2 separate regions of the Homo sapiens genome follow, and region 2 is linked to region 1. A link is an interaction called in ENCODE POLR2A ChIA-PET data of the cell type or tissue named here. Cell type or tissue: K562. All regions are shown on one strand. Region 1 holds the start of MSTO1 (misato mitochondrial distribution and morphology regulator 1). Region 2 overlaps YY1AP1 (YY1 associated protein 1).

Evidence for each region. Peaks named below come from ENCODE experiments on the same cell type or tissue, not always from the same donor. Only the 100,000 strongest peaks of a DNase experiment are listed, where the experiment ranks them.
Region 2: POLR2A ChIA-PET joins it to region 1 with 5 read pairs; 4 of 35 experiments call an interaction of 5 or more read pairs at or near these places.

Annotation. Positions count from the first base shown.
Region 1 is chr1:155,608,987-155,611,486 of GRCh38, forward strand. It overlaps MSTO1 (misato mitochondrial distribution and morphology regulator 1), which reads left to right and starts at 1,232. Exons shown (of 14, transcript NM_018116.4): 1 at 1,232-1,346; 2 at 1,439-1,574; 3 at 2,053-2,122; 4 at 2,230-2,305. The coding sequence starts at 1,263. LOC105371452 (a long non-coding RNA gene) reads right to left here. Exons shown (of 2, transcript XR_922171.2): 2 at 623-906. RefSeq lists enhancers at 219-1,093, 1,094-1,968. In K562, no CTCF peak of the experiment used is centred here; a DNase peak (open chromatin) is centred at 1,114; H3K4me3 peaks cover 1,302 bases.
Region 2 is chr1:155,675,746-155,678,245 of GRCh38, forward strand. YY1AP1 (YY1 associated protein 1) reads right to left here. Exons shown (of 11, transcript NM_139119.3): 5 at 803-1,001. Among named protein-coding and RNA genes, the nearest start is that of YY1AP1, 12 kb to the right of the region's middle. In K562, no CTCF peak of the experiment used is centred here; no DNase peak of the experiment used is centred here.

The DNA.
Region 1 (2,500 bases):
CTACATGTTTTGTATTTTTAGTAGAGACCGGGGTTTCATCATGTTAGCCAGGCTGGTCTCAACCTCCTGACCTCAGTTGATCCTCCTGCCTCGGCCTCCCAAAGTGTTGGGATTACAGGCGTAAACTACCGCACCCGGCCCTTGCCTTGTTTCTAAATACACACAAGAATGTTAATCATAGCACCTAATAGCCCAAAAATTGGAAACAATCCCAAAAGCTATTATCAGCAGTATATATATATATATATATATATATATTTTTTTTTTTTTTTTTTTTGAGACAGAGTCTCGCTCTGTCGCCCAGGATGGAGTGCATTGGCGTGATCTCGGCTCACTGCAAGCTCCGCCTCCCGGGTTCACGCCATTCGCCTGCCTCAGCCTCCCGAGTAGCTGGGACTACAGGCGCCCGCCACCACGCCCAGCTAATTTTTTTTTGTATTTTTAGTAGAGATGGGGTTTCACCGTGTTAGCCAGGATGGTCTCGATCTCTTGACCTCGTGATCTGCCCGCCTCAGCCTCCCAAAGTGCTGGGATTACAGGCGTGAACCACCGCGCCCAGCCTATTCTTTCTTTAGAATAGATCAGTGGTGGCGTATTCATACAATGGACTATTCCGCAGTGATGAAAATGAATTATAGATATTTGCAAAAATATGAATTACATAAACCATATTGAGCAAAAGACGCCAACAGATACATACTCTCTTTACATAAGGTGTTAGATACACAGAGATAGATAAATACGTGTAAATGATAGAGATATGATAGCTAAGCCAGTCCACAGGTTATTAGTCGTGGTCCACGTGACTTCTGAAGAGATGAAGGGGCATGGGAGGCTTTAGGGGAGCTTCCGCTTTTCTGGCAAGGTTTTCTTTTTGCCCGGGGAGCTATCAGCCAGCGGAGAGATCTGTGAGAAGGGATAAGACCTCAAGACAAGTAGGAAGCAGAGCCTTCCACGGCCCGCGCCCTGGCGGCCCCAAGTCAGCGGCGGAGACGGCGCCCACCCCGCTCCAACGTGGAGCAGGAGCAACGGCGTGGCCCGTGGAGCCCCGCCCCTCACAGGCAACCACAGAGAAGCCGGACTGGGCCACGTCTAGGAAGAGGTAGGAAGGGATCGGCGCATCGTTTCTCCAATGGGAAAGGATGTGTTTGCGGGCCAATAAGTAGCCGAGAATAACACCCGCCCACGCGCCTGCCAAGCCAATCGGCTAGGAGCAGCGAGCGGCGCGGCTGAGGCGCGGCGGCCCCGTGGAGCAGCGCAGTATGGCGGGCGGGGCCCGGGAGGTGCTCACACTGCAGTTGGGACATTTTGCCGGTTTCGTGGGCGCGCACTGGTGGAACCAGCAGGTGAGGTCAGCCGGCAGCTGCCCCCGAGGAGCCCTTCGGGATCTACAGTCCCGACGTTCAGCCGGCCTGCCTCGTCCTCTCTGCTTCCCCAGGATGCTGCGCTGGGCCGAGCGACCGATTCCAAGGAGCCCCCGGGAGAGCTGTGCCCCGACGTCCTGTATCGTACGGGCCGGACGCTGCACGGCCAGGAGACCTACACGCCGCGACTCATCCTCATGGATCTGAAGGGTGAGGTGGTGGCAGAGTTAGCCGATGCCCCTTATTTCCCTTCCGCGTGCCTAGTCCTTGCGCTGCCGTTATCTTCAAGACCCTCCCACCTTACCGAGCTCCAGGACCGGAGATGAGGAGCTGAGCACAACATGCCAACACTCGAGGGGCCCACGACAGTTGCTCAAGAGCCATTTCGGGAATAGGCTGCTAGGCCCTGGAGACAGTGAGGACTTGAACTGCAGCACTCCTGTCAGACCCCTGGATGTGGTTCCCCCCGCGTCCCACAGCTAATGACTAAGCTGGGAACCGAAAGATGGAATCTAGATTCTCCTAAGCCAAGGTTTTTCCCCCAACTAGTGTATATCCCAGAAAGCTTGGAAGAGCCAAGTGCTGGAGAGATGGTGACAGCAGGTTGTCAGGTGATCAGAGGAAGGTTAGCTAGAGGGGAAGGGTGCCCAGGCTTTGACCTAACATTGTCTCTGTTATTTCTGTACAGGTAGTTTGAGCTCCCTAAAAGAGGAAGGTGGACTCTACAGGGACAAACAGTTGGATGCTGCAATAGCATGGTGTGTAACTGATGTATGGATAAGGGTGGGGATCGTGTATGTACGCAGAACGCTGGATAACTCTGATCAGAGTGCAGTTTCTTTGATCAATCTCCAAACTCTTTCAGGCAGGGGAAGCTCACCACACACAAAGAGGAACTCTATCCCAAGAACCCTTATCTCCAAGACTTTCTGAGTGCAGAGGTGAGGGCCTCTGTCCTGAACTTTTTAACCCGGTGCCACAACCCGAGGGTCTCCATAGGGGCAGGTAAACGGGGATTTTAATCATTTTAAGTGTCTTAGAATGATATTTTGGGAAAAAGCACTCCTTTTCCTAAGGACTGCGACTCGGTGAACAGAAAGGAGGCTATGCGGTGTGGCCAGCCAACTCAAGGAGGA
Region 2 (2,500 bases), 67 kb after region 1:
CTGCACCCAGCCACCAGAGAGTCATTAACTAAGATGTTTGCAACTTTATGACACAAATTTTGCTTTCTGCAAAGAGTGTGAGAACAACGTAGGATCTTGGCATAAATTTCTCAGACATGTTCCCTTGAACAAAATGACAGAACCAGAGGAAGTTTAACCTCTAAACAGAGGAGGAACTGAGATTAGAAAAGGAAAAGGCCGGGCGCAGTGACTCACGCGTGTAATCCCAGCACTCTGGGAGGCCGAGGCGGGTGGATCACGAGGTTAGGAGATCGAGACCATCCTGGCTAACACAGTGAACCCTGTCTCTACTAAAAATACAAAAAATTAGCTGGGTGTGGTGGCGAGTCCCTGTAGTCACAGCTACTCGGGAGGCTGAGGCAGGAGAATGGCGTGAACCCGGGAGGCAGAGCTTGCAGTGAGCTGAGATTGAGCCACTGCACTCCAGCCTGGGTGACAGAGCGAGACTACGTCTCAAAAAAAAAAGAAAAAAGAAAAGGGAAAAGGGAAAAAAAACTACTTGTCACAGTGAAGGTTAAATTTCAGAATAGATTACTGAGGACTCTTTGAAATCTGTAATTCCGAATACCATTAGGGTCCTTATGTGCTGTCTTCCCTGAGCCACAGGACATGAACATGATGACTTCTCAAGCTCCTAACTGATGTGAAGATACTACGGTTTTAATACGTAGTAAGGTAACTATCTCTGACATTTACAAAGCTGCTAATTTTAGATTATACCAAAGCCTCAGAGTTAGGCCTTGGTATAATTCAATATTAATATGACCAAGGAAAGTGTTACCTGCTGCATCTGCTGCTGGAGTCTCTTCCTTTGTGCTGGGTCCAGAATCAGGGTCTGATGAACTTCCTTACACTGGGGTTTAACCTTCTCTACCTCCTTCTGCTGTTTGGCTGAAGGTTTCTTCATCTTCAGCTGTTCAAATAGTTCCTTCGCTATCTGATGTTGTTCATTTAGTAGGTTGGCCAGTAGTTCCTCAAACCTATCCCAAACGGGGATGACTGAATTTGAGTGTTTTCCTAGGTCCACAACACATCCAATTCTTTGCAATGATGAGCAAAGAGCCTGAACAATTTTCATTCCCTACTAATCCCCCCTTTTCACTTTAGCCAACAGTCAAACTCCCAGCCTTACACAAATCTTTTCCCAAAGTAGTTAGCATGCATCAAATGATTCTGTATTACACCCCATCCCATTCCTCTACAATTCCTCTTCCAAATAATATACAAATGAAGAAAAAATTAAACAAAAAACTAGGGACAGAGAAATATATGGGTAAGAAAGCAGCCAAGGAGCTGGTGGGAACTCATCATTCTCATTTCTTCTCTCATTACTTGTTACTCCCTGGGATGTTACTCCCATCCCAGGTCCAGCTTGTCCCATTATCCTATCTACTCAGGCTGCACTGCCCTGCTTTCTTAACAAGTCAAAGACTTTCTAGCATGAAGCAGGAAAAGGATATACCAAAATAACTGAAGTACATGGTAGTTCAAATGAACAGAACGGAGAAGTTAGTTAAAATATTATCCATGAAGGCTATCTTCTTTTAGCCCTTTAAATTCCTCTTCCAAGGTTCCTAACCCTAACTTCCCATCCATACCCTCCTGAAAGATTGTTTGCAGGGCTGAAGCAAAAATTCCAATACCTAGCATGTCAGTTCTATGTATGATTACTATACCTTTTCTATGTTTACATAGAAAGAAATAAAGGGAGAATAATATACCTAAATGATTAAGCATATGCTGATACCCTATGCAACAGGATAAGATCTGCTGAAGTAGCTATAACAAGCAGGTTATCATATTTCAAGGAACCCCCTATATTACAGCAATAGTTAAATGGTAACGTTTTTCAATAGTTTTTGCAGATAAAGATTACGTTTGAATAAGTTTTCTTTTATAGTATTTACTGTAGGTTTGGGTAGCACAGAGTAAAAACCTGAAGACCGTGGGACTGTCTATACAATCTTTACTGAGAACTGAAAATTTGAACATCCGCGCTACCACCACTGAAGGAACAGAAGAGAAGAAGCATAAAAAAGTAGAAAATGGAAACATAGCCTGCACTTAGTTTTAACAAGGATTATTTAGGTAATTGATAAGGGAAGCCCCAGAGTTTTTGTTTTGACTGTCTTTTTCTCCTCTCTCTTCCTTATTGTGTTTTAAGATGTGCTTACTCTCTATGGACTTACAGAGGGATTTTTATTTAGTCAAAGATTAAAACAAAAACAGGTTTGTATTTGCAATCGAAAGAGAAGCAGAAGCTGCCCAAGTACAGTCATGCGCCACAGAATGTTTCAGTCAATAACGAACCACATAGTCAGAGGTGGCTCCATAAGATTACTGTACCTTTTCTATGTTTACATACATATGTACTTACCATTGTGTTACAACTGCCTACAGTATTCAGTACAGTACAGTAACACACTGTACAGGTTTTGTAGCCTGGGAGCAATAGGTATGCAGTAGGCTAAACCATTTA